Linked DNA regions of Homo sapiens: region 1 is linked to region 2. Evidence: read pairs that join two places in POLR2A ChIA-PET (ENCODE). Cell type or tissue: PC-3. All regions are shown on one strand. Each heading gives the region's core, and the rest is flanking DNA. Links, peaks and the distances in the headings are about the cores only.

Region 1 (15,223 bases), core at 3,061-11,060, 120 kb after region 2:
GATTGACTGCATTTTTTCTCTTCCCCATCCTAGTTCTTCCCCTACAAGTTTGGAATTAATTAATTAAAGTGCTATGTCATTCTTTTGGACAAAGTTTAAATAGTATTTTTTTCCCCAAACATACTATGACTTCAGGGTGCCTTAAATCTGATCTCCCACTCCTCTAAATTCACATGCTACTTTTGTCTATTCTAGGCTCTTTGCCCCCAACAGACACTAGACATTATTATCATTTCATAAATTAAACGTTTTCTTAAGTTTTATCTGTAAATTTGCCAAAATACACATTCACCATCTGTCCTTGCACCCTCCATCTATTCTGTCTGAGATATATTCCTTAACAAACATTTATTCAGTGTCTGTTGTTTGTAAACTTTGTATTTTTGTTTTTTTCTGAAACGTTCGTATTTTGCCCTTATTTTTGACTGGTTATTTTCCTGGGTATGAGATTCTAGGTTATTTTATGTCACTGCATTGACCATTTCATTTCACCCTTTTCTGGCTTCAATATTTTCTCTAGAGAAGTCAGCCCTCAGAAAAATTGCTGCTCTATTGAGAAAAGTTTTGCCTTTCTGACATTATCTTTTCCTTCTTCCCATCTCTAAATATCTTTTTTGATTTTCTGAAGTTTTGCCATGATTTGCCTATACATATATCTCCACATATATATTAATATATACATATTTTTTGATTATCCAGCTTGGAATTTATTGTTGTTTGGAACTGCAGGTTGCTTTGTATTGCCTCCCTGTTCTCCGGAACACAGACTCTGAGTAAAAGATTAGCATGCTGAAAACTCACTTGGGAGGGTTCTCAGAACTGCGATCTGCGGAAGAAGCAAAGGAATAGGACTGGGCACAGAGTGAAGCTGGGTGGTGACGCAGTCACACAAAAGCCCTCATCCCATTCCATAGAGAGCTCTGGTGTTTGAAGAGCCCTGAAGCATTGTTCCTAATTGGGGCAATGGGGCTGAGCTTTTATGACCACGCAGCAATGACCCATTATGCTCAGGGCTGCCCTTAAGGAAGGTGTGTGGCATTGAGCGAGGCAACTCTCTTCAGCTGAGGGCAGCCTCTGGGACTGGACTCAGCCATATGCTGTCAATGGTCAACACTCTTAGTAGCTGGGGGAATGAGTGCTTTGATCCTGGGGGTGGGGAGACAGAATTTGGCTGGGGCGCCACAACATCCATGCCAGTCCATGCCTCATGTTGCTCAGATCCACTCCTTTGGTGTGTGTCCTGAAAGCAGATCTTTTAGGATTCTAGTGGACCTCTTTTTCTAGAGAAACTTAAAAGAGGAAGGTTAATGCTGTAAACTAATGTGTTGCCTGCTGCACCTGATCCCAAGGACAAAACAGATACTCAGCATCTTCTTCGTCTCCTATCACTCCCCTCAGTCTCAGCTACTGCCTCTGCAGGTTTAGATAGCTTACCTGGTGAGGGTGCCCAGACCTTCATATCCGAGGGATTTGAAATCTTGTTCCTCTGCCCTTCTCAGGCAATGACTCCTACACTTACCTATTTATCATCAAAACTGGGCAAAAAGTATCAAGAAACACTCAAATGGATCACCTGGGTGCCAAACATATTCTTCCCTGCCCCCATTGTGTAACACCAGTGCTACCTCTTCCTGATGGTCAGGATCAATTACTCCTGCCAGGATCCTGAAGGGACTAGAGAGAAAGATGTGGCTTAACATTTAATGGGATTCTTGCTGTGTCCCTTGGTGGAAGCATTTTCCCCTCTGTGAGCCAACACTGCTAAGCCTCTAGAAACCAGGGCTGTGAAAATGAAGCACAAATTCCCCAAGTGAATAACTGAAAGTGATGATAAGGGGGCTATTCCTACACAAACCCCTTGGTTCCTAGACCTGCGTATTTGACCTACTGGGGACATTACACCATCTCCATAGCAGATTGGGCTTTTCTATCTTGCCACTTACTATGATAATTGTGCCAACCTTGCTTTTCACAGTTAAATCCTGAAATCTGGCCTCTATTTTTGAGATTTTATCATCCCTATTGTTATCGAGATCTTATCATTCCTATTGTTACTATGATAATTGCACCTCCCTTGCTTCTCATAGTTAAATGCTGAAACCTGGCCTCTATTTTTAATATCTAATCATCCCTACTGTTATTAGGAGCCCAAATCTCCCAGCATTAACTCTAGTCTATAGAGAGTGGCCATCACTGAGCTTCTCCGTGATGATGGTCTTTTTGTCAGTGTGTTGCTTATTGCATTGGCAAACGAAGTGTTTCCGGAGCCCACCTGCGCAAGAGTCTTCTGGTGGATTTACCAGCCTTACATACTTTATTCATTCTGGTATGCACAGTTCTCTGAGCCATTCAATCTCTCCTTTCAATGTCTTCCATAGTGACTCTGGTATTTCCACTTCACTTTTGTGGGTTATAGCCCTCTCCAGCCTTCTAAGAGTCACCAGGAGGTGCGCTAACACTGCCTCCCAGGGTCCTAGGCAGGGAGATTGCTGCCATACCTATAAACTCTCCCTCATCCACTTGTATGGTCGGTCTCCCCTTGATCCAGCACTCTCAGAGTCCAGGCCCACACATACTCTCCCAGCTTCTGTACTTGTGGGTTAGGTCCTACAGCTTCCCTGAAATCTAGTTTCTTTCTTCCCTGAATAGGCTCAGTACTTTCCTGGCAAGGATGTGTTTTGATTTAATTCTATCTTTTTTTGTCTGGTGGCCAAAAGGTGAGTAAAGAGGGAGGTCATGTGTTCACTTGAAGGGTAATGGTCTCTACATTGTCTACAAGCACAGGGGAAGCACTGGCCTCTAAGAGGGAGTGGGGGGCTACTTCTGCCAGCCCAAAGAATTCAGGGGAATCTGGACACTCAAGATTTTGAAGTGCATCAACTCAGATGTCCTCCTGCCATAACACAGGGTTCCATTTCTTCCCGGTTGGGACTCAACCTTGGTGGAATAGCCCCATCAGGGTCTAGAAGCTCTACTTCTCTTATAATTAAATCCTGGGCCTGATCCTCAGCTCTTTCTATTCCAGATCTCAGGAGATGAGAATTTCTTTCTATGCTGCTAAATATATACTCTCAGCCTTTCATTATCTTTCTCAAAAGCATCAATAACTCTCAGATACATCCATCCAACTTCATTCTCTTTATGACTCCATATTACCCAAACACCTGACCAACCACAATATTCCTTGCATGTATATACCTTTCCAGTTCACCATGATGGCAATTTTCACAACTGTACTGCTTTGTGCCAGGAGCCATCTCTATTCCATCTACCACCAATGACGGCGTTCTTACTGCCAGCTCAAAATGCAGCTTAAAATTTTCCCATTAATATTTACATTCTTGGCTACTCCAAGAACCAACTGCTGCAGGTCGGGTCTCCTGGGAAGCAGACTTGGAGATGGACATCAGCATATAGGAACTGGGGAGCATTCTTGGAATAAATACCTTGACAGACGTGAAGGAACAGAATTGGCTAGAGGAAGTTGGCGTGTTGAAGCAAAGGTCTCAGCTAATCCCAGGTGGAGCTTTGGAGCTTGGATGGACCTGCAGAGTAATCCTGACTTGGGGCAAAGAGGCTGGCTTGACTCCTCTGCATTCACTACTCATTGGAGGCAGACTGCCCTCAGGAAGGCATTGTGACTTCAGATGTGCTCAACTCCTCAAGAAAGTTTGAAGTCAAAGAGCAGAAGTAAAAGGGAGCCACAGGCTGAGGAAGCAGTATGAACAAGGAAATATTTCTTTAAATGAAAGAGACTTTAGTACTTTTTAGGCAAAAGGGAAGGGAGTTTTTCAGGCACTGGGAGGTCTATGGCCTGGCTATGCGTGGAGGCAGAGAAGGTGATAAAGAAGAGAAACATACACACTCGTGGCTTTGCTGAGAACTGGTGACACCGTGAGAGAAGCAGCCCTGCAAACGATGGGCCGCTCAGGACAAGAGTTCCGTGTACAAGTGCAGATGTGTGTGTTTAAAAGTTACTCATTAAACAACTGTGAGAAAGGAGAAGTATGCCTCCAACTCATACAGATGGGGAGATCTTGAAGGGAACCAGACCTGGAGAAGGATCTATGCTTTGAGAACAACTGCAATTAAAAAAGCCTGTTGATTTTATTTAATCAGTATTCCCCAAACTTCTATGACCACGAAAATTTTAATTTTAGGGGAATGCCTATTGACATATCTCAGAACATTCCTCAAAACACAGTTTAGAAAATGATAAGCCCAGTAATAACTTCAAGACCTTAATCAATCTCTTAATGGCCAATTTATAATCAGGACCAAAATGGAATGAAATAGAATGATTAAAAAAAAAAACAACCTTTCTTATTCAATGATGCTTCCATCTGGAGGACATTAACCAAATATCTACTATGTACTAAACCCTCTTCTGGGTCCTAAGGACACAGGGTTGACAAAGTCAAATGCCCTGTCCTCAAGGAGCTGGCCACCTGCAAGGGGACCCAGAGGATCTGTAAGTAAATAGTCTTATACCGAGCAGTAGGTTTCTTGGCAGGAAGGAAGTTGCCTGGTGACTAAGCCAGAGCCTATGTTTGTCCAGACATGGTCTGGACACCTGAGGAAGGAGGAAGGCAGGAACCAGGCATGGAGAGACGTAAGATTGTAAGGGGAGGCCAGGATTTGGGGTGAGGATTTACCTGGACTGACTCTGCCATTCCCGGTCATGCCATCTTGGCCCAGGCCAGTCTTTTCATCTCTCTGAGCTTCTGTCTCATTTGCAGAATGAGGATAGTAATCATTCACACCTCACAGGGTCTCCCTTAGGATTACACAGGAGAAAGCGATGTAAAAAAATTACACCAACAGTAAAGCACTCCACCAAGAGAGATCTCATGACTGACATTTCTTCACAAAGTATATTTCAAAGAAAGCTAAACAAACTCCCCCAAACTTTCCACTCTCAGGGCTATTTTTATTTTGTGATTTTCCAAGCCTCAAAATGAAATTGAAATGTAAAAAAACCATCAGCGGCTGCTTTTTATATGGTAGTTTATAAGAGTCAGGATGAAATAGAAATCATGATAGCACAAGGCCCCTATTTTATATTCTCAGAGGGAGGCTGAGAGCTGGGAGCGCTGATGACTTTGGGGAGGGCAGCTGAAATCACTAACGCCAGCCTGGCTCTAACCAGCCTGTGCAGTTTTAAGTGGTCTAATCAGCCCTGCTTTTCACAAACACAAATAAATAAAAATTGACATTACATCGGGCAACAATATGGCATGCCCTGTGCAATTAGAACCAGCTGAGTTTATGCACCCCACGGTTTACAGAGAAGGCAGCCATGCACTGCACTCTGGGGACAGATGTCTATGTGGCTTCTTAACACACATGTTCCAGCGCAACGGTTCCCAACCCCTTGGGGGTGGGGGGTGCAGAGTTCTTTCAGATGGCTCCACAGATGCATACGTTACAACAGCCATGTCAACAGACTGGTTAAATCCTGGCTCCCATATAGACGTGGGTAATTCTCAAGTGTGCCTCCATCTCCTGGAGGCTTTTGTTCCTTAGTTATTTTCTCAATTAACAGATACTAAAAGCACCAGAACCGTGACGTGGGGGTGAAGTCTTTTACGTTAAGAAACAGTTCTCATGCTCAAAGGGGTTGTATCCCATTGTTCTAATGTGACAAAACCCCAGAATGTATTAAAATCAAGTTTGAGAATGCTGTGGCCACATGGAGAAAAGGAACCACAGGGGTCTGAGAAAGAACAGCAGACGAAACCTGCTCTGGAAGCTCCACAGCTGGACCTGCTCTTGGAATCAAAAGATTCCTCTGCTCTATGATTTCTCTCACCCGGTCACCCATTCCCTGGTTCTCCAGCCTTGCCTCCCTCCAGAGAGGGGCTGTACACTCTGCAGAGGTGAGGAGTGACCTTGCTAAAGTACAAATCTGAATGTGACATTCCCAAGCTCCAGGAACTGCCCACTGCCCTGGGCACAAAGCCCAAACTATTTTTTTTTTTTTTTTTTTTTTTGAGACGGAGTCTGGCTCTGTAGCCCAGGCTGGAGTGCAATGGCACAGTCTCGGCTCACTGCAACCTCTGCCTCCCAGGTTCAAACGATTCTCTTGCCTCAGCGTCCCGAGTAGCTGGGACTACAGGCACGTGTCACCACACCCAGCTAATTTTTGTTTTTTTTGTTTTTTGTTTTTTTAGTAGAGACGGGGTTTCACCATGTGGGCCAGGCTGGTCTCGAACTCCTGACCTCAGGTGATCCACCTGCCTCAGCCTCCCAAAGTGCTGGGATTACAGGCATGAGCCATCGTGCCTGGCCAGCCCAAACTCTTTCAAGTGCTCACAAGGCTCTAGGCAACACCCAGCCCACCCCCTCTCCTCTCTAATTTCATCTCCTGCCTCCCTCTCCCACTCCAGCCCCCCTGCTCTCTGCCTTCTTTGAATCCATCCACCCCCAGCCTGGCCTCTGCATTTACACACACGTATACCTTCAGCCCGGAACACTTTCTCCCTCCTCACCTTTGCCTGAATAACTTCAGCTCTCTGAAGTTATTATCTGAAATTATCTGAATAATTTCAGATCTTGTTTTAGAAGCCACATATTATACCTTGGAAAGGTTTGCCAGAGTTTTCGCCAAGACTGAGATTGGAAGGAGGTGCCCCTCCTGTGGCTACAGCTTCCTGTAATAGTTTCACGGGAGCATGAACTAGGGCTGATTCCCTAACCATTTCTCCATCGCCAGACCTTAAGCTTCACGAGGGCCAGGCTGAGCTCTGTTGGCTGACATATCCCTCTGGAAGGAGCTCAATATGCAGCTGCTGAGTGAATGTGTTCAGTGAGCATCTTTCCCACTGTGTGATCTGATGAGTGATGTTTTAGACAGAGGAACCTCTAGGCACTGCCCACCGCATCACCCCACATAGCCAAACACTTATCCTGAAAGCACAGATTGTTTTCGGCACAGGTACTAGTTGTTGTTGAAGAACACAGCAAAGGCCCTCAGGAAGTTCTGGCATTGGTTACAAGTGCTTAGAGAAAGACATGCTTGAATTGAGAGTAAAAACAAGAGAGAAAAGAGTTAACTCAATGGAAAAGATAGAAGAAGAAAGAGACAGGAAAGCACTCACAACTTCTTCCCCGCCCTCTCACGTCTGAACCATTTCCTGACCAGAAAACTATTTCTTAATTTTTACTTTTAATTATTTTATTATTTCTTATTTCTGTGGGTACATAGTAGGTGCATATATTTATGAGGTACATGAGATACTTCAATACAGGCATGCAATGTTTAATAATCACGTCATGGAAAAGGGGGTATCCATCCCCCCAAGTATTTATGTCTTGTGTTAAGATGCCTGGGTTCTGGTTATGACCTCCTCTCTAACTAGTTGGGGACCCTGGGCAAGTCACTTAACCTCTCTGAACTTCAGTTTCCTCATCTGTGTACTCTTTTTGTTATTTCTTTTTGTTATTTCTAAATGTTCTCTTTTTTGTTATTTATACTCTTTTTGTTATTTCTAAATGTTCAATGAAATTATTATTGACTATAGTCACCCTGTCGTACTATCAAATACTAGGTCTTATTATTCTTTCTAACTATTTTTATTTTGATACAAGTCTTTCAGGTCTGTCTTAAAGTCATAGGATGTTAAGGGCTAAAAAGGCCCAGAGAGAGCAGTAAGTTGCCCAAATTTGCCCAACTAGAGAGGGGCAGAATTCAAATGAGAACCCGGGTTTCTGATGCCAAGCTGCCTCCTCTCTGCAGAACGCCGTGGTGCTTAGGCCCACGTGCACACTTCTCTGGAGAGATCGTGCCAAGCCCCAGAAGTAGCATGTGTGCCCTTCAGCCTGAGACTGCCTTGGTAAATACATATTGCTTCCTGGCTTGCAAAGCAAATATTTACTCAAAACCCACATAGCACGGTGCATAAGTTCCTGACATCCCCAGGCAGTTTCTAACTCACTTATCATTTATTTTAAATTTGTTTTTTAGTGCATGTATTTTCTGCATTAGACTTGGAATAAACAGAGTTCAGAGTAGACGCTGGACAAACCGAAAAGTGGTTTGTACTAAAAAGCACTAGTCTCTGCCTATCACCTCTAAATTCCAATTTCTGAGAAGTCTGTGAGCAGAATCAATCAAGCTTAAATGGAGTCAGTGCTCCATTTAAAGGCAGTCTTTAAGGCAACACAACATGGTGTCCTTTGGGAAATGGGCTGAAGAATTAAGGAGTCACAAATGGCTCACATCATTTGCATAATATTGAGATTCAGGATATCTGGGTTCTGGTTATGACCTTCTCTCTAACTAGTTAGTGACCCTGGGCAAGTCACTTAACCTCTCTGAATTTCAGTTTCCTCATCTGTGTAAAGTGATTAATGATAGCTTTCTACCTAATTCACTATATATATGGACAACAGGCCAAATTGAAGGTCAAGTCCCACATCTATTGACCAAGTATTAAAGGCCTACTAGGGGCCTGGCTGTTTTATGAACTGAGCAGACGGCAGTGAAAAAAATGAAAATGAAAACCTGTCTTCATGGAGCTTGATTTTGTAGGAGACAGACAGATGGTAAATAAAAAATAAGTAGTAATGGGTCTGAAGCTAAGTTGTAAGAAGAAAAATCACCATGATAAGGGAATAGTAGTTTGTGGGGGGTGCCGTTTTATGAAGGATGGCCAGTGAGATGCTCTCTGATGAGTCCTGAAGGAGATGGAGGAAGAAAGAGTTCCCAGGCAAGAGGAGGAGTGGAAGCAGAGGCTCCAGGGGTAATGCTTAGGGTGTTCAAGTTGGGAAGACCACGGTGGCTGGTGCAGAGTGAGTGGAGAAGGATGGAGATGGAGTCAAGAAGGATGGATGGGCTGGGAGTGGTGGCTCACGCCTGTAATCCCAGCACTTGGGAGGCCGAAGCAGGCAGATCATTTGAGGTCAGGAGTTCAAGAGCAGCCTGGCCAACATGGTGGAACCCCATCTCTACTAAAACTACAAAAATCAGCCAGGTGTGCCGGCACATGCCTATAATCCCTGCTACTTGGGAGATGAAGGCAGGAGAATCTCTTGAGCTCAGGAGGTGGAGGATGCAGTGAGCCGAGATCATACCACTGTACTCCAGCCTGGGCAACAGAGCGAGACTCTGTCTCAAAAAACAGAAACAAAAAAAAAGAAGGAAGGATAGAGTTCCTAAAATGTAGTGTGCAGATGTGCACAAGCATCCCTGGATGTCCTGGGAAAGGTGATCTAGAGATCCCCCATTGTCATAAACACTGGCCTGGAGTCTTGCCTGTCCAAAGAGTTCCCTAGACCACAATAAACACCACTCCAACTTGACTCGAGAATGTGGAAGGCTCCCTGGTTGACCACGAACATATACCCATCCACATCAGCTCAGCACATATAAATTACATGGTAGAAGTTTTGTCAGACTTTTAGTCCTTCTTTAGTTTAAACTACTATGCTTTAGAATATTTCCTCTGCAGAGCTGGAGAACATTAATTTGGACATTGTTAGAAAGAGACATGAAGGAGAGGGCAGGCCAGCCACAGCTGCCTTCATTCATGAGCAGCCTTTAGTTCTTTACGTGAAGTCTGACAGAGGTTCCCAGCCTTGATCCATACCTGCCAGTACCTTGCCTGCCTGCACGGTGCTATTTCCAAGAATAAGTATGCTGGGCATGAGTCTTGATCATAACCTGAGAATGAAGCCTCACCCCCTGTGTCTCTACAAGCCTGAATGATCTCAGAATGATCATAGCCTGAGAACTCCTGCCAGGCAGGTTGGAGCCATCAGCAGGCCCACATGGGCCAGGGAAGCAAGGCAGGATCCCACGTCTGGTGGGCAGGCAGTTAAGGTGGGCACTGCAGAAGTGATGGCACATGCCTATCCAAGGCTCCACTGTGACAAGGGGAGGCCTAAGCCTGGTCCGGAGAGCGCTAAGCCAGGCTTGAGGCGAAGGGAATCAAACTTGTATATTACGTACCTACTGCTTTCTGGGCATTTGGTTAGGCTTTTTTCATGCACAATCTCATTAAATAAATCTTCACTAACCTGCAAAATAGTATCACTGTTCTATAGAAGAGGATACCGAAGCCCAGAGAGGTTGAATGAATTGCCCATGGCCACATAGCTACTAGGTGGTAACTGGGGACTTAGAACCTACTGACTCCAAAGCCTGGACTTTAAATTGCTTTGAAATGAGTTGCCTTATCATGAGATGGGACACAGTCCTGCCTGGAGCTGGGTAGTTGAGGAAATTCATCCTTCTTGTCATATCAGGAGGCTGGAGAGATGGCCACATTTTCCAGATGACTTGGGGTTTAGGCGGGGGGGTCCATGTTCCTTGAGGGCTCCATGGATCTGCCCTTTGAATGGGATGCCTGTTTCCTTTGCCATCAGAACTCTTATCCTTAAGGGCCCAGCTGCCTTCTGCAGTCTGGGCAGGACTCCTGGCACTAGGAGACCCTACTCGCTTCCCATCCACCCAACGCCTTGCTATCCAGCACTGCCTCTACTGCCCCACACCAGGCTGAGTGAGTCAGAGATGTCGGCCTCAGCCCCTGTGTCTCCACGGGCCTGAAACACTGACTTGTGTTAGAACTGCCTGCTTCTGCTTCCCTCTCCTTCTTCAGCTTGTTGGCACTCACTCTCATTCAGAGGCACCCTGGCTCATGAAATATCATCTACAAATATGGGAATCTCTGCACCAGCCGCACATTGTTGATGGCTCTGGAGTTGTTTATAAAAATATCCTTGGCATTCCCTGCCCGACGCGGTTTCGCATCATGCTGCACTTGCAGGCGAGCTTCGCCAGCCTGATAAAGAGCCCTTTATTTGACCTTTAGGAAAGTTATGACTCACATCACCAGCTTTCCTTCCCCTTCTAGAGTGTATGTTATCCATAAAAAGGGTCATTATAAAGGTGTTGGAGAAGATTAACCCTAGTCCTGGGTTTTAAACTTTATCTGTAGGACACAGTCGAATCAGTGGTACCTTGTGACCCTAGGAACTAGTTAGCTTAAATGGGGACTTGTTAGCTCAGTCAGTAACATGTCCATTCATCTTCGGACTTGCTAGTTTAGCAAGGGGCTGTATGGTTCAGGGAGGATCTGGTTAGCCAAATCATGGGCTGGTTATCTCATATTTGGATTGGAAATTGTAGTTGGTTAATGTACTTGTAGAATCATTAACTCAAACTGGTTATAGTGCTGGGCTTTTAAAGAAAAACTCTGATATTTCTTTCCCTGAGAGGAAGGCAGTATAATTCTGCCAGAGGCACTAACTACAGACTTCAGGACTAACCCCAGCTAGCAAACATACAAGTGCAAAGAGTATGAATGGATCACTGCAGTATATCAGCATCATAGGAAGACCAGCTCTAAGCATAAGCCCAACCTTTAGCTCATATCTAGGACATTAGGTCTATGTTGTCTTTGAACCTCAAGCAGGGTACCAGTAGAGAGAATAGTGAGGACCAAATGAGATCATGTTCACCTACGTACTTATTCAGTGATGTTTCTGAGTATCCACTATTGCCCAGACGTTGTGCAAGGCACTGGGCACTGAGGACACAGACAAGATGGAATTGTGCACACTGTTTGAGGATGCCTCCTAGCCTCCCTTGCAGTTAAGATTCGTCATGTGACTGAAGTTTGGCCAATAAAACATAAGCAAAAGTGATGTGCAACACCTCCAGGAGTGGCCTATAAAATCTCCTACACAATCCTCCATGTTTTCTTTCTTCCTGCTTTTGCCAACAGATGAAGAAGGTTCAGAAAAGGACTTTGAGGCCCCACAAAATGAGGGAGCCATAAAATGGATGGATCCTGGATCCTTATCACTGCATGGAGCAGAGGCTCCTGCCAACCCTACGTTGTCTGGACTTGATATGAAAAGAAATAAATTTTCATTATGGGAAGCCACTAAAACTTAGGGATTTTTTGTTGCAGCATTTAACCTGTCCTGACCAATGCACGGCCCTTCACCTTTTGGTCCCTGCACTCTCCGCAGACCTTACATTTTTCTGTTCCAAGAAAGACCATCAGAGAGTCCTTCATCTTCCTTCTGCTGCATCCTTGACTTGTCTATTTGTCTTCTCCCTTGCATTCTCCATCCCCACCATCCACCAGGATGAATCCATCCACCTGGGTCCTTGACCTCATCCTTCTATCGCTTTGTATTCTGTTGACTGTACTCTGCCTAAAAAAAATACATTCAACTTTCTTCTCTCCTTAAATACAAGATAGTCCCATTCAGTGTTTGAGTAGCTGAGATAAATCATCCTCCTTATCATCCCAGGAGTCTGGAGAGATGGAGAGATACCCAGATTCCACAGATAGATATGGGGTTCAGGCAGGGGTCCATGTCTCCCTGGAGCTCCCTTGATCTGGCCCTTTGAAGGGGATACCTATTACCTAAAATAAAGCATGTGGATAAAATTTTAAAAAAAGAAATAAAGTATGTGGAAGGTGTTTATCAATTTGAATCCTCCTAAAGCAACTGACCTATTTGCCTCTGACCCTTCGTGTCTTAGTCTGGTTGGGATTCTATAAAAAATATCATAACCAAGTAGCTTATAAACAACAAGAATTTATTTCTTACAGTTCTGGAGGCTGAAAAAGTCCAAGATCAAGGCAGATTCAGTATCTGGTAGGGGCCCAATTTTCGGCTCATAGACAGCACCTTCCACATGGCAGAAGGGGCAAAAGGTCTGTCTCAGGCTTCTTTTTTTTTTTTTTTTTTTTTTTTAAGATGGAGTTTTGCTCTTTCACCCATGCTGGAGTGAAGTGGTGCTATCTCAGCTCACTGCAACCTCTGCTTCCCCAGGTTCAAGTGATTCGCCTGCCTCAGCCTCCCGAGTAGCTGGGATTACAGGCATAAGCTACTACGCCCAGCCTCAGGCTTCTTTTATGAGGGCACTAATTTCATCCATGAGGGTTCCAACCTCATGACCCAATCACTCCCAAATGCCCCACCTCCTAATACCATCACCTTAGGGTTGGGGATGTCAACATATGAATTTGGGGGCACAGAAACAAGCACTTCACAAGTTAATTTCTGATGAATAGGTCAGAGTTACTCTTTCTGCCTTACCACTCATTGACACCTTAGCCCACAGCAATCTGGCTTCCTCTCCCACTGCTGTCATGATACTTCTCATTCAAAGATCATTAGTGATCTCTAACTGTCAGCTCCAAGGGACTGTTCGCAGGCTTTTTCCAGCTTAATCTTTCAGAAGTTCCTGACACCTGACCAGCCTCTCCTCTAACTCACCCTTGCACAATGTTTTCAGCCCTTCTCTCTCCTGGTTCTTTCTGCTGCCTCTAAATGGAGGAGTGCCCCCATATTCTGCTCTCAGCCAACTCTTTTCTCTCTAAATTTGCTTATTTGGCAAATAGGGCTATTATTGCTACAGATAATAAAAACTAGCGTCTATGGAATATGTATCTGAGACAAGTGCCAAGCATACCACATGCATTATCCTGCCTAACCCTAACAAAAACTCTGTGAGGTTAGTGGTGTCATAATCTCATTATAAAGATGAGAAAGGCTAGGCAAAAAGCAAGGTTAAGTAAGTTGTGCAATGCCACATGGCTGGCATGGGTTGGAGCTAGACAAGGCCAGTGCCTGCCCATAGCATGCCCTTTTTCAAATATGAAATCACCATTCTCGTCCACTTCCAAAAAGGGCACCCTATGGGCAGGCACCGGCTTTCCTCTGGGCAGGTGCAGCCCCATTTCAGAGTACTTGGTTTGGTAAGCACAGGGAGCATTTAGCCCCACTCATCTCCTTAACCAAGCTCCCTACTGCAAGGCACAAAGTACAAGAGTGTACAAGGCACTCATGGAGCCAGAATTCAAACCCTGGCCTCTCTAACTCCAGAGACACCGTGTCTCACCAATCCCCTATGCCCCTACCTCACAGCATGTTGTGAGGATTAAAACTAAACAGATCATGAATGTAGAGCACTTGGCTCAGAATTTGATGTGTAAGAAGTACGTGATATAAAATAGTCACTATTATTGTCATATTATTCATATCACCATTCCCATCCACTTCTAAAGCTTCAACAAACTCATTCATCAAATGTTTAATTATTGCTCATGTGCCAAGCAGTACGCCAGGTGCTGAGGTTTCAAAGATGAATAAAACACTGTCACTGCCTCATTGTATTGAAAATCTAGCAGGAAAGAAAGCCACACAAACAATGAACTGAAAAAGTGCCAAGCACAGTAACCAGAGGTGATACAAAGTGCTGTGTGAGCACAGAGAAAGCATTACACCAGTCTGGGTTAGGGACAAGGACCAAGCAGATTTTATGACGGCTTCAGAAGGGAAGGAAAATTTTAAAGGAGTCTGGATCGTTAGATGCTGGCTAGTCTAGATGACTTGGAGGGACAATCTAGAGAGAGGAAACTGCAGGAACAAAAGCAAGGCATGGCAATAGGGAAGGACATGGTTATGTGGCCTGGAGTTTGCACTTGTCAACCAGAAGTCATTGAAAGTATCTAAGCAGGGCTGGGATGCAGTCAGATCTTGGTTTTAGAAAGCCCTGGCATCTATAACAGTGTTTGCACATAGTAGGAGCTTAGTAAATGTTTAGAAAAATGGATGAATGAATGAATGGCTTGAAGGAAACCTAGCCTCCATGGTATAAGCACTGAAGACATTCACACATCAATTTTAAAGTCCTCTGGGGTTGCATAAACATGTGTGCTCACACTGTACTGTGGGAACAAACTTGTATTTACAGAATGTTAGCACTGAAAGAGTCCCTGATGAGGAACCACTCCTGTCTAACTCTACCAACCCAGAAGCTGAGGCCCAGAGAGGGAAGTGGCTTGTTGAAGTGATTCATCTCATGACCCAGTCTCAATTTTGGCTGCTGCAAGTGTGACCATCCATAAGTCTAATGGCCTTTCTAAGTTTCTGATTTGATGAGGTGCTTGCTTTAGGGATTCTGTTTTTTCTCGAACACACATCTTTCATATTTCTATCTCCATAACTTGCTTATATGCCTGGGCCCCTGCTAGAATGCCTGCATCTGTATTCTTTCCAAAGATGATTCATCCTTCAAGCCTCTTTTCCTCCAAGAAGCCTCCCCTGACTACCCTGGCATAAGCGGTCTTTACTTTCACTAGCAGCAGTTCTTGAATACTTATTGTATGCTAAGAACTGTGCTTGGCAATTTACATTCATGCATTATTTATATGTAATAAATGTAAAATGTGTTTACATTTATTACTTAATCTTT
Region 2 (15,223 bases), core at 3,125-11,124:
TGTCAAGGGAGGAGACTGCTTCTCCTTCACCTTCCACCATAATTGTAAGTTTCCTGAGGCCTCCCCACCCATGCAGAACTGTGAGTCAATTAAACCTCTTTTGCTTATACATTACCCAGTCTCAGGCAGTTCTTTATAACAGTGTGAAAACAGACTAACACAGAAAATTGGTCCTGATAGAAGTGGGGCATTGCTATAGAGATATCTGAAAATGTGGAAGTGATTTAGGAACTGGGTAACGGGCAGAGAATAAAAAAATTTGAAGGGCTCAGAAGAAGACAGGAAGATGTGGGAAAGTTTGGAACTTCCTAGAGACTTGTTTAATGATTTTTACCAAAATGCTCATTGTGATATGGACAATGAGGTCCAGTCTGAGGTGGTCTCAGGTGGAAATGAGGAACTTATTATGAACTGGAGCAAAGGTCACTCTTCCTATGCTTTAGCAAAGAGACCGGTGGCATTTTGCCCCTGCTCTAGAGATCTGTGTAACCTTAAACTTGAGAGAGATGGTTTGGATATCTGGCAGAAGAAATTTCCAAGCAGCAAAGCATTCAAGATGTGACCTGGCTTTTTCTGAAAGCATACAGTCATAGACATTCACAGACAGATGGTCTGAAATTGGGATTTATGTTTAAAAGGGAAGCAGAGTAGAAAAGTTTAGAACACCTGTAGCCTGACCATGTTGTAGAAAAGAAAAATCTATTTTCTGGGGAGAAATTCAAGCTACCAGCTGCAGAAATTTGCATAAATAAAGAGAAGCTGAATGTTGATAGCCAAGACAATGGGGAAAATGTCTCCAGGGCAATTCAGAGATCTTCATGGCAGCCCCTCCCATCACAGGCCCAGAGGCCTAGAAGGGAAAACTGGTTTTGTGGGCCAGGGGTCCCTCCTGCACTCCCTGTTCTGTGCAGCCTCAGGACATGGCACCTTGAGTCTCAGCCACTCCAGTTCCAGCCATGGCTAAAAGGGGCCAAAGTACAGCTCAGGCATTGCTTCAGAGGGTGGGAGCCCCAAGCCTTGGCAGCTTCCACCTGGTGTTGGGCCTGCGAGTGCACATAAGACAAAAGTTGAGCTTCAGAAGCCTTTGCCTAGATTTCAGAGGATCTATGGAAATGTCTGGATGTCCAGGAAGACGTCTGCTGCAGGAGTGGAGTCCTCATGGAGAACCTCTACTAGGGCAGGCAGAGGGGGAAAATGGAGTTGGAGCCCCCACACAGAGTCCCCACTGGGAAACTGCCTAGTAGAGCTGAGAGAAGAGGGCCACCAGCCTCTAGATCCCAGAATGGTAGATCCACTGGTAGCTTGCACTGTGCACCTGGAAAAGGTGCAGGCACTCAATGCCAGCCCATGAAAGCAGCTGTGTGTCAGGGGTGCTGTATCCTGCAGAGCCATAGGGGCAGAGCTTCCCAAGGCCTTGGGAGCCCACCTCTTGCATCAGCATGCCCTGGATGTGAGACATAGAGTCAAAGGAGATTATTTTGGAGCTTTAAGATTTAATGGCTGCCCTGCTGCGTTTTGGACTTGGTGCAGGGCCTGCAGCCCCTTTGTTTTGACCAATTTCTCCTATTCGGAATGGGAACATTTACCAAATTCCTGTATCCCCATTGTATCTTGGAAGTAATTAACTTGCTTGTGATTTTACAGGCTCATAGGTGGAAAGAACTTGCCTTGTCTCAGATGAGACTTTGGACTTGGACTTTTGGGTTAATGCTGGAATGAGTTAAGACTTTGGGGGACTGTTGGGAAGGCACGATTAGCTTTTAAATGTGAAAAAGACATGAGCTTTGAAAGGGGCCAGGAGTAAAATGATATGGTTTGGTTCTGTGTCCCCACCCAAATCTCATCCCAAATTGTAATCCCCACATGTCAAGGGAGGGACCTGGTGGGAGGTGATTGGATCATGGGGGTGCTTTCCCCCATGCTGTTCTCACGATAGTGGTTGTTTTAAACCAACAAGATCTGATGGTTTAAAAGTGGCACTTCTCTCTTAGCACTCTCTCTCTCCTCCTCTGCCATGTAAGACATGCCTCGCTTCCCCTTCACCTTCTGCCATGATTTTAAGTTTCCTGAGACCCCCCAGCCATGCAGAAGTCTGAGTCAATTAAACCTCTTTTGTGTTTATAAATTACCCAGTCTCGGGTAGTTCTTTATAGCAGTGTAAGGTGCAAAGCAAGAATATGGCCAAGGTCTACCCAGCCTCTTCTCCACCACCTTATGCCCTATTGTTACCACTTTCTTTTACTTTGGCAACCAGTGCTGGGTAGGAGGTACTGTGACACTCTCTGGGACTTAAAAGCAGATTCAAAACTGCTCTGACTCCTCCACTCCTGCTTTAATTGTCTGCCCCACAGTGGCGTAAAAGTTAATGCAAACATATATGTCTCTAGCGTTACCCATGTCCCTTCCCTCAAGTATGAGCTACGGCCTCAAAGATAATTAAGTTTTTATGAAGGTTTTTTTTTTTGGCCTCATTGCTATGATATTCACCAGTCAGATTCAAACAGAATTTAAGCTAATTTCATGGAGCTTAAGGATTTACTTTCTGGAAGGCCCTTTCACTGTTTTCACAACCTCCCTTCCTGGGAGCTTGTGTTCAAGTTCCTTGGCGAGGAAATAAGCTGTCTTACTCCATAAAATGACTGTTGAAAATGAAAGTCAGACCAAGTCACTCCTTTCTTGGAAGACTTCCATGGCTCCACACTGTCCTTAGGATCAAGTCCAAGCTCCCCAGCATGGCCTGCAAAGCGCTCCTTGATCTGTCCCCAGACTATATCACGAGCCACATCCCTATCCACTTATCTGTCCCCACACTGGATATTCCAGAAAGATTGAATTACTTTCAGTTCCACCAGTACTCTATGGTTCTGCACTTCCAGACTCTGTACATTATTCCTCCTACCTGCAATACTCTCCATGCCATCAATTACATCACACTCCCTTCGCCTGTTGAATGCCCATTCCATCCCCAGATCTCAGCTTCTATGTTCCTTCCTCCTGGAAGCCTTCCAGGGTCCTGTCCCCACATCTGAATTAGGAATCCCTCGTGACGGTGCTCCCATAGCACGCTGCACATTCCCTATCACACTATCCCTATCACCCGCATTCCCACTTTGGTGAAATTACTTATTTGTCCAATTATTAAGCTCTGTGAAGGCAGGAACTGCATCTGGTTGATTAAATGAATAAATAAGTGAATACATTTGCATAACACATAGCATAAAAGAGCTTTCATGTGCAACATCTCATCTGACCCACATATGCCATATGAAACAAATGGGGAATCAAACAAAGGATCCAAGGGAGCAAATGCATTAGCTATTACCACACAGCCAGTACGTGGCGGAACATCCAAGTAAATTATAGCAACTATGTTCTAGGCACTAGGTATACAGCAATAACCAAATCAGACAGAAACACCTGTCCTGGTGGAGCTCACATTCCCAAATAAATAAGTCAATATATCAGTACATCAATATATCAGTTTATCAGATGGCGATGATATGATGGAAAAATAAAGAAAGAAAGGAAGGAGATAGTTAGGGCCTCACTGAGATGGTATAATCTGAACAAAGACCCAGAAGAGGAGAGGGAGTGATCCCTGCTGGTCTGTGGTCTCCAAAGTGCTGAAGCAGGAGTAGCCTGGCAAGTTCAAGGAGGAGCAGCAAGGACAGGACAGCTGGAGAGGAACAGCTGCATCTTGGAGAGGAGAATAGTAGCTAATATTTCCTGAACACCTACTATGTGCCAGGGGAATAGAGTAAAAAACCAGAAAGACAAATTCTGTTTTTACAGACCTTACAATCTAGTTGCTTAGGTTTAAATATGCTGGAATCAAATAACATGCTCTGAAATAAACCATGCATGTAAAGGTCAGTTCACTCCTTAGCCTATCAGGAGGATGTTGATCAACTGAAAACTGCTTTGCAAACCTTCTACTAAATGAAAAAACAGGTAGTGAAAGTTGCCCCCATCAGTAATTTTTGTGTTGGCCTCCCAGGGATGAACAAGAAGTCATCCTCTATATATAAACAGTGACAGCTGCCACATCACAGGGGTTTATGAACTGTGGCTTTCTGATCAAATGTATGAAATTAACAGAAAAATGTTTTAAAACATATTATTGCTAGGGAAATTACATAATAAAGACAAAAGCCCTATTACTTAAAGTAATGAAAACAAAAATAAGGATTTATAAGCTTCCCAGCTCTGACCTAAATTTGCTATGCATTATTTTTCTACATCTCTTTCTACTTTAGAAAAACCGCTACTAATTGCATTCACATTACACAGTATCAACCAAACCTGGATTTGGGTTTCCTCCAAGACCACCAACAGGCTCAAGTTACTGCAAGTTTATTAAGTGGAATTTTTTTTCTCTTTTGTACAAAAACTAGAATGCTGTTACCTTTTGGGGTGGCTTAGCAGATAAATGCTTGATGTGTAACATTTTAAGAAAATCCTGAACATATAAATAAGGGGAATATGCACATTCTCTTAACTTGCAAAATAATACAGGATTTTTTAAAGCCTACAGTTTATTGGTGGCTGGGAGCCTGAAGCTAATGAGAAAAACATTTACAAGTTTGGTTTCCACAATTTTATTCTGTGTTCTCTAGGTGCAGATGCTCCTGGCTGTACTCTAGGAAAACCTGGAACTTGGCTGGAAATGGAGAACACAAGCAATTGGAAACCAGTTCAGTTTCACCCAGTTTAAATTTCCCTGCAGTGAGTAGGGCACCAGCTCTCCCCTCGGAAGCCAAACGTGAAAACTTACTATTTTCATGGCAATATCCAGCCTCGGTCTTCCTTTAATAGGCTGTCCTCTCATACTTCAGAACAAGAAACCTAGATAGTTTCCTGGTGATTAAATCATCCAAATTGTGTGTCATCAACGCCTTGGCAAGTGTTGAGGCCAAGCAGAATGCTTCCAGTTTACAGAACAAATTCCATCCAACCCCTTGTCAGCATTGCCATCTCCCCTGAGTCCCCTCCAATTTCTTACCTTCTTCTTTGTATTGATTACCTCAGAACCCCACCCACAGTTCTTACTGACTTCCCACCAGCAAAAGAAAGGGAGTGGGGTGAGGTTGGGACAGGGGTGTAAATAAACAGCACCTGTAGGCAAAGGTTTCATGACAAAGGCACCAAAAGCAATTGCAACAAAGCAAAAATTGACAAATGGGGTCTAATTAAACTAAAGAGCTTCTCTGCAGCAAAAGAAACTACGACAGAGTAAACAGACTACCTACAGAATGGGAGAAAATTTTCACAAACTATGCACCCAGCAAAGGTCTAATATCCAGCATCTATAAGAAACTTAAATTTACAAGAAAAAAACAACAACCCCATTAAAAAGTGGACAAAGGCCATGAACAGACACTTCTCAAAAGACATACATGCAGCCAGCAACCATTATGAAAAAAAGGATAACGGCTTCCAGCACCATCCATGTCCCTGCAAAGGACATGATCTCATTCCTTGTTATGGCTGCACAGTGTTCCATGGTGTATACGTACCAAATTTTTTTTATCCAGTCTATCATGTGGCCAATAAATGTGTGAAAAAAAGTTCAACATCACTGATCATTAGAAAAATGCAAGTCAAAACCACAGTGAGATACCATCTCACACCAGTCAGAATGGCTATTACTAAAAAGTCAAAAAATAACTGATGCTGGTGAGGTTGTGGAGAAAAAGGAATGCTTTTTCTCCACAATGTACCATTGTGAGGTTGTGGAGAAAGCATTCCTTTTTCTCCACAATGTACCATTGGTGGGAGTGTAAATTAGTTCAACCATTGTGAATCACAGTGTGGTGACTCCTCAAAGACCTAAAAATGGAAATACCATTCAATCCAGCAATCCCACTACTGGGTATGTACCCAAAGGAATAGAAATCATTCTATTATAAAGACACAGGCATGCATATATTCATTGCAACACTATCCACAATAGCAAAGACATGGAATCAACACAAATACCCATCAATGATAGACTAGATAAAGAAAATGTGGTATGTATACACCATGGAATACTATGCAGCCCTAAAAAAGAATGAGATCATGTCCTTTGCAAGTACATGGATGGAGCTGGAGGCCATTATCCTTAGCCAACTAACTCAGGAATAGAAAACCAAATATAACATGTCCTCACTTGTAAGTGGGAGCTAAATGATGTGAACACATAAACACATAGAGGGGAACAACACACTAGGGCATATAGGAAGGTGGAGGGTGGGAGGAAGGAGAGCATCGGGAAAAATAACTAATGAGTCCTAGGCTTAATACCCAGGTGATGAAATAATCTGTACAACAAACCCCCATGACACAAGTTTACCTAGGTAACAAACCTGTGCATGTACCCCTGAACTTAAAAGCTAAAAAATAAAAATAAAAATAATCAGTGCCTGGCCTCCTACTTTTAGGGAAATCAGTCTTATTCATTACTGCCACTACTATGTTTTCTATTTCTAATCCTCTATTCCCTGGAACCCAGTATTTCCTTGTATTTATTTCTGTCCTAGATCTTATAGATGAGGGAACTGAGGTCCACCCAGCTGGAGGCAGGATTGAGACCACGCTAGGTTTCTTGACAACTGGATTGGGATTCATTCCTCTGAATCATTCTTGTTTAAGTCCAATGGCTCAAATTGAACCTACTGAATATGGATTTTGGCGTAAAAGGAAATAAACACTGAATATTTCTCCCAAGTCATCCAGGATAAAGAAATAAAACATTCACATGATGGAATAATATGACACTATTAAAAATTCAGCTTTCAAAGAATATTTTTACCAGTTATATTTAGGTATAATTCACATAACATTCACCCATTTAGTGTACAGTTCAATAATTTTAGTAAATATATACAGTCGTGCAATCACCACATTCGACTTTTAAAACATTTCCGTCATCCCCAAAAGTTCTGCTGCTCCTAGAAGTGACGCTAACCATTCCCACCTTGCCTGAGGCAAACACTGATCTGCTTTCTGTCTCTAGTTTTTTGCCTTTTCTAGAAATGTAATGTACATGCAATCACACAATATGTGGTCTTTTGTGCTTAACTTCTTTCACTTAGCATAATGTTTTTGAGGTTTATCCATGTGGTAGCCTCTCTTTATTTTGCTCCTTTTAATTACTAAATAGTATTCTATTGTATAGATATACCACATTTTGTTTATCCATTCACCAGTTGATGAACATTTAGGTTGTTTCTAATTTTTGGCTATTATAAATAATGCTGCTTTGAATATCTGCATACCTATCGTTGTGTGGGCATGTGTTTTCATTTCTTTTGGATAAATACCTAGGACTGGAGCTCCTGGGTCATATGCTAAGTTTAATTTTTAAAGAAACTGCCAAATTGTTGTCCAAAGTGGCTGCACCATTTTAGATTCCTACCAGAAATGGATGAGGATTTCAGTTTCTCTACATCCTTACCAATGCTTGGTATTGTTAGTTGTTTTTTTAATCATAGCCATTCTGTGGGTATGTAGTGGTATTTTATTGTGGTTTCAGTTTATATTTGAATATTCAACAACACTGACAAATATTTACCATATATTATTAAGAGAAATAAAGCAGGATTCAACAGTGTTTGTAAAGAAAGACATTATACATACGTAAGCCCTATATATACATGAAGACTGAAAAAAGACACATCAAAATATTGACAAAGGATAGGAAAGCGTTTTTTCTTTGCTCATAACTGTAAAATTTTTATGAGTAAATATATAATAAAAGTATTTTTAGAAGCTTAAAATATTGCTAACACACTAAGAATTATGTATTGCCAGTCATTAAGAGGTAGGATACATATCCAAGCCTCAGCTAAACTCAATTCTATTATTCATTTATGAATCATCCATTGTGGGGTTGTTTGTAGCAAATTTGCAAAACCAGATTAGCTCCTCAAAGCCTCAAAGCATGCTTCTGAGACCCTACCCCAGGGATCAGCAAACTGCAAACCCCAGGCCAAATCCAGCTCACTGTCTATTTTTGTATGGCCTACAAACTTAAGAATGGTTTTTAAATTTTTAAGTGACTGGGGGAAAAAAAAAGACAAATAATATTTTGTGACAAATGAAAGCTGTATGAAATTTAAATTTTATTTCTATATATAAATTTTCATTGGAACAAAGCCATGCTCATTTGTTTACAAATTATCTATGGCTGCTTTCCTGCTTTTAGAGCAGAGTGGAATAGTTGCAACAGAGTCTATATGGCCTGCAAAGCCTGAAATCTTTACTATCCAGACTTTTACAGAAAACATTTGTTGATTTCTGTCTACCCAACCCTGCTGGGTGCACAGAAAAGACAAGATCAGTTCCATTACCCAAAGGAAAACTCATTAGGAGAAAAAAAACTTTTTGGATTAGTTGCTCATTGTATTAATTCATATTAATATGTCTTTTCTTAAAAGGTAAGATTTGGGGCTGGGCACGGTAGCTCACGCCTGTAATTCCAATACTTTGGGAGGCCGAGGTGGGTGGATCACCTGAGGTCAGGAGTTCAAGACCAGCCTGGCCAACATGGTGAAACCCCATCTCTACTAAAAATACAAAAATGAACCAGGAGTGGTGGCTCATGCCTGTAATCTCAGCTACTAGAGAGGCTGAGACAGGAGAATGGCTTGAACCCGGGAGGCAGAGGTTGCAGTAAGCCGGGATTGCACCCTGGGCGACAGATCGAGACTTCGTCTCAAAAAAAAAAAAAAGTTTAAGATTTTGACTGGGTGTGGGGGCTCATGCCTGTAATTCCAACACTTTGGGAGGCTGAGGTGAGAGAATTCCTTGAAGCCAGGAGTTCAGGACCAGCCTGTGCAACATAGCAAGACCCCCTTATCTCCACAAAAAATAAAACAATTAGCTGGGTGTGGTGGCACGGACTCCTAGTCCCAGATACTCAGGAAGCTGAGGCAGGAAGATCACTTGGGCCCAGAAGTCTGAGGTTACAACGAGCTATGATAGCACCACTGCAATCCAGCCTGGATGGCAGAGTGAGACCCTATCTCAAAAAAAAAAAAAAAAAAAAAAGTAATGTCTGTAGTTAGCAGCAATATCAAAAAAACTTTCAAAGCGCTATCTTAAATTATAAACCTTGTATCTATTAGGTCCTCCATACTCATTGAATGAATCAACATATAAATCGATGGATGGATGGGTGAGTGGGTAGATGAATGAGTGGGTGGATGGGAGGATTCAACATTTACTGGGGCTAACTGTGGACAAATTCCATAGCAAGTCCCATCATGGATTGGGAGGGACCAAGGAAAGAAGATCTGTCCTCGAGTCTCTGAGTAAGAAAATGGATATAAACCAGTAACTTGCAAAAGAAGAAATACAAATGACAAAAAATATTTTAAAAGATTTTTAACATCACCAGTAATCAAAAGTATATTAACTTAAATAACAATAATATTCCCTTTTTTAACCCAGAAAGTTGTTTTTTTTTTAAATGACAATACATGGCATCAGTTATGTGTAAACAAAAAAACCACTTTATTTCCACAGAACACAGAGAGGGGAATACATTTCTGTAACCTTTATGGTAGCCACAATGATTGTGTAGATCAAAAGACTTTTACCTTTGACTCAATAATTCCACTTCAAAGGGTTATTGCCAAGAAAATAATCATGGATATGCACAAAAATTAACAGATAATCATAGCATTGTTTATACTAATGAAACAGAGAGAGGAGTAATGCCCAACAATTCAACAATAGGGATTAAGAAAACTATGATGCAATCACACACAATGCTAAATTGTGTGATTAAAAATTGATGATTTGAGAACAGTGTATTTTGATATGGAAAGCTGTTCACAATAACACTGATAAGTGGGAGGAAAGCAAGTTATAAAATCAACTTGCAAGAGAATTAAACTCATTTTTTAAAATCAGGTATTTACATGGAAAAAGTTTCTAATGATATAAGCTTAAATTAAAATAATTATTGTCTCAATTATTTTTCTTTTTACATCTTTGCTCTTTTCTCATTTTCTACAACAAACACATCACATGTTTACCTTTTTAAATAATAAAAAGAATTAAAGATATCCTAATAAAATTGAGGACTTCTGGATGCTCATATAAGTAGAATAAAGGAATAAAATCATTCATTAATTAATAATTAGTTGATTAATTAATGCAAGCAAACTAGGTTGTAAGCTGTTATGGGCAGAGACATACTCACTTGTTCAACAAATATCTATTTCGCATCCACTATGTGCCAGACACTGTTACATATACCACAGTTTCATCAGAAAACAAAATAGGCAAATCGCTGCCTTCATGGAGATTCCATTCTAGTGTTTCACATGTCTCATAATCTCTGAACCCCCACATCAGCAAGCACAGTGCTGGGCACGTGGGACAGTCCTACATTCAAAATTAATGTTGGTTAATTTCTTAACAAAAGGATTCATCACGGCAAGCTTCCCAGTACATTTACTAAATGCTTTTATCATCACAAGAAAATGTCTGCACCAAATATGGCTTTTCATGAAGCTGTCCAGTGTGCAAAGTAGAGCAAACCTGGAATACCAAAATCCCATATGAGAACACAGGTTTCTGGGGCAATTGTGACTCACTCCCCAGCCACTTGAGGAGAAGGGGGAGCTGTCAGATAATATTTCATGAATAGCTGGGCTTAAGTCACTTGAACCAGCTGGGACTTTTCTTAAGCTACATTTTCCTCCGGCCAAAATATCCTCACGGCTGAAGCTGCCTGTTCAGTATCATGCCACAGAGAAATGGGTCTTTCTGTTTTCCTCATAACTGCAAACGCTGCTTCTTTTTCAGGTTAGGGAAACCCACGGACCTGGTATTCAGCTTATGTAATAACTGGCTCCCTGCTGAGGTAAGCCACTAAGAGACCTGCACTCAATTTCAGAAGACAGATTTTTCTCCTTTTGGGCCAAAGTTGTTCATAAAGTATTGACTCCAAATAAGTACACACGGGTGCTCTCAGTTTCCCAGAAGTCCTGAATCACTAACACATCAACTCACTATGATTTTCTTCCAAATGCAGCAGTGAAAAGTGTTGGCAGTTTCCAATGGATACCAAATGCTATCAACCATCAACAATTGTAAGGGTCTTTGAAATTAAAACCACAAATGCCATCGCAGGACTGTCAGGGAGAAGTCATTGAAAACCGAAGAGGAAGGCAAGGTGGTGGACTCATTCTGTGTTCAAATTTCACCATCAGAACTTCCTCTGTGGGTGAAACTGGGGTCAAGGAACCTGACTTTCTGAAGCTCATCAATGAAATAAGGATAAGGACAGCATGGTTAAATGTGAGAATTATGCAGAGCACCTTGCTTTAATCTAGGTACAATGTGAACACTTAATTCACGGTAGTTCTAGTGCTTCCTCCCCCCAGCATAATCTTGAGAATAAAAAGGGCTGTGTGGATGCAAAGTGAACACAAAAAATCTTTCCCTTTTCCTTGCTCCCAGAGGCTCCTTATAGAGCATTAACAAGCACAGCTTGTTACAAGAGAAGCCTGTAACAGAGATAGCATATTCCACCACAATTGCTGGAAGGGCTTACATGTCAGAGATTTGAATTCAAGTCCCATCTCTGCCACTTCCTAGCTGTACCACCTCACACAGGTTATTGAACTTCTCCATTCCTCATCTGTTTCTCCATCTGCACAATAGCAATAAAAACAATACTTATCTCTAAGGCTTGTTATAAGGATGATGTGAGAAAAAGACTTATAAAGTCCTAACACTATCACTACACAACCACTCCAGGCAGAGGATGCATACAGAACCTTACCTGACCTTTGAATTTTACTGTCAACCCTTAGTATGTTCATTCTTTTATCCACATCTTCCCCAAGGCCATGAAAGAACTAATTCCAGCTAAACTCAAAATTCACATCAAACCTGAATCTGCATATAGCAGAAATGACTGCAAGGTAGCAGAGAAAAAAAAGAAGGCAAAATTCACTCTTTTCAGGTGCTAGACTAGGATTTCAGTTCTACTGGGGCATTTTCCTTCTCCTAATCTCCCAACAGTCCTCCATAAACTAAAAGCAAAACAAAACAAACAATGAAAGCCTTCTACAGTGCAATCACAACTTCAGTTTCCAAAATCCACCTTACTGAACACTGTTCTTTGTGGCCTGCAGCAGTACAGGGGGGTAGATTTCATGAAACAACCAAACAAGTGTGTAGAAAATGCAGCCAGATTGCAGGGCTTGCAGGGGGACAGGGAGAGCCACCAATGACGTGCCCTGTGGAGATCACTAAAACATTACAATGGCTTCAAATGTGTCACCCAGCTTAGCAATTCCACCCTTGGTTCTTGCCAACTTGAGCTTCAACCAAAATGATATCTGATATTTTGATATCTTATCAATGACATTTTACTGAACAATTTGGAACTTTTGGCTCAAAAAGTTAACCACCTTTGCCTTATTAAAAGAAAGAAGAGTTTTGGGTTTCAACCATGCTTCTTGATGCCTGCATAGTGTTCCATGGTGATATTTGTAAAATACTTTCAGAACTGGACCATTTTACGCATCCAAATCCTACTCAGGTTTCAAGGTGTACCTCAGTTTCCCCATTTCCTACTTCTAAGAGATATCTTTTATCGCCAAGTACTATGAACTACTGTTAGGAGATTTACATACATTATGTAAACTTTATCCTTACAATAAGACTATGATGTAGGTATTAATAATCCCACTTTATGATGAAACTTAATGACCAAAGAGGCTAATTTATACAGCTACTGATGGACAGTGCTGGTATTCGAAGGAAACTTTAAGTTCCAGGCAATTTTTATTCCTCCAATCAACTATTTCAACCAACAGGTATTTTTCTTCTCTCTACTGCCTTTCTCTAGCAATTCCTATCTATGCCATGTCCTCAGTTTTCAGCAGCATCCTCTTCATGGGCTCCTGAGGAATATTACATTTTCTAATGGAAAGAACTCTATCCATACCTTTTTTCCATCTCCCTCACAATAATAACTGCTGCAGGGATGCCAAGAGTTTAAGAAGCTTATGTGACTTGCTCAAGATCACACTCAACAAGGAAGCAGGTTCAAGCATAAACACATCAAAAAGCACCCATTCTTTTTCAAGTTTCATCCCTTACAAAAGGTATGCACCTGCCCTCATAAGTCAGTGCCTGCAGAAACCATCTTCTTCCCCAGGAAGAAAAGATGTCACTTGTATAGGTCTAAGGAGGCCATAGATGATCCTACCATGAAAAGAAAACAACATTAACCAACTGATAAACCAAAGGTAAGTGTTTGGATTTTCTTCTAAGCTGGAGAAGAAGATGTGAATCAGTCATGAGAAATTCCGAAAGCCACAGAAACTTTCTATGACACTCTGGGGAGAGCAGAACATCTCCCCACCCCCTGGAAACTGTCTGACAAGGATCCTCAGAGGAATGAGGTCTAGTCCCAGAGAATCTTTACAAGGTTCTGGTAGCCTTCAATTTCCAGGGCTTTAGCAATTTTTCCTTATTAGTAGTAACCTTCTAGGGCCTCCCACTGAGACCCTGGAACAAAAATATAGGGAAGCATAATTTGAAATGCAGAGAAATCACACCATAGTCTCTACACACCAGTCTCAAATCCCAGCTCAGAAATCAACCTCTCTAGGCTGTTTGCTCATCTGTAAATTAGGAATGTTGAAATGATCAATGAGATAAGGTTACTAAGCAGTCAGCATCATGCCTGGTGCATAGAAGACAGTAATAATAGGTTATACCTTATGTATTCACCATCAGCCTCATTATAATTATTTCTGTCAGATCCTTTAAACAACAGACCTAGGGGAGGGGAAAAATGCCCATTTTGGGCTCTACCTAAACATAAGAACAATTTTCTCTTTTTCCTAAAAAAAAGATTGTTCTAAGCACTGTACTTTCCCTCTGGTTTTGTGAATTACTTCCCATCAGGCCATTGCCATCAATCAAAGGAACAGAAGGGCAGAGAGAAAAGATGTTCTAACAAATATAAATAGATCTTAGAGGTTAGATGGAGAAACAAGTGATAAAGTAAATAGAATAAAACAGCAATAGTAGAATGTAGGTGGTGTTCAACTTTTCAATCTGTCTGACATTTTTCATGATACAATATTTGTAGGAAAAAAATACATTTCTATGCTCATTCTACCAAAGAGCCAACACTGAAGGGCCTCTGCGAAAGAAAAACAGAGCTAATCTGGTAAGAAGCCCCTAGAAATAATTTCCCAAGATTCATGTTAGGCAAATTTTCAAGCTTTTTTGAAAACTCAGATCCTTTCCTTCCCCAGGCCCTTATTAGGGTATATGAGAAGAGTAAGAATCTTTCCAAGGAACAGAACTGGGTTCTAACCCCAGCTCAGATACTCACTGGCTACAGATACTTTAATCTTTTTGCATCTCAGTATTCTCATCCTCAAAACAGCAATAATAATACGTATCTCACAGGGTTACTGTAAAGGCTGAATATGCATATGTAAAGTGCCTCACTGATAACAGAGCCTCTGTAAATGCCCACCATTATAACATTTCAGTTACTACAGTGGGTTCCGTAGAGACACTCTGCATTTCTCTATGGGCTTCAGAGGTGGGCTTCTCCCATGAGCCGTACTGCCAAGAGGGAGGAATGCAGAAGAAGCACGAGGCTTAAACCAGGGTATCCCACAAACCAGCCAGCCCTGGCCTCCAAAACTCTCCCAGAGTCTAGAGCAAAATAACCCAAACAAATGAAATTGAGACAAGAAATCGGAATTCTGCCCTCCCTTTAACCCTTCTCGAGTGAGTCCCAGTAACTGCACTTTGATTTTGATTAGAAAGCTCGTTGTGCTTCCCTGCACCCTTGCAGCCCCCAAAGCCCCATCCTAAACAGGGATGGCCTCTTATTAAAGACAATCGTGCTTTAATCTATGTACCAGAGCATGCTAATGATACTGTACTGAGTTTTGGTCTTCTGCCAAAGAGCAAACAGTGCCAACATTTTGTAGACTTCCAACAGGAAATTAAATAACTGCCCTGCTGGAAATATGAACCAATTTATGGTGGTCAAACTTGAATCTTCCAAAACACTGGCATGGTTTATGCACATCAAGCACAAACGTTTGAGGAAGGAGATGAGGAAAATTTTAAGTTAAAGCTCAACAAAGTCTTCAAGAGAGGCTTTGAAAATAGTCCTTTCTCTCCCTCTGCCCCGGCTATACCCTTCTTGTAGATAAGAGACCACGGGGCGTTGACATCA

Evidence for each region. ChIA-PET counts read pairs that join two places held together with the same protein. Peaks named below come from ENCODE experiments on the same cell type or tissue, not always from the same donor. Only the 100,000 strongest peaks of a DNase experiment are listed, where the experiment ranks them.
Region 1: POLR2A ChIA-PET joins it to region 2 with 6 read pairs; 4 of 35 experiments call an interaction of 5 or more read pairs at or near these places.

The regions. Positions count from the first base shown.
Region 1 is chr1:63,693,965-63,709,187 of GRCh38, reverse strand. The region is part of intron 1 of LOC105378771 (a long non-coding RNA gene); the gene reads right to left. Among named protein-coding and RNA genes, the nearest start is that of ROR1, 72 kb to the left of the region's middle. In PC-3, for the core only: no CTCF peak of the experiment used is centred there; DNase peaks (open chromatin) are centred at 4,537 and 7,827; H3K27ac peaks cover 4,274 bases.
Region 2 is chr1:63,817,256-63,832,478 of GRCh38, reverse strand. All of the region lies in intron 1 of ROR1 (receptor tyrosine kinase like orphan receptor 1), which reads right to left. Among named protein-coding and RNA genes, the nearest start is that of ROR1, 51 kb to the right of the region's middle. In PC-3, for the core only: no CTCF peak of the experiment used is centred there; no DNase peak of the experiment used is centred there; H3K27ac peaks cover 1,188 bases.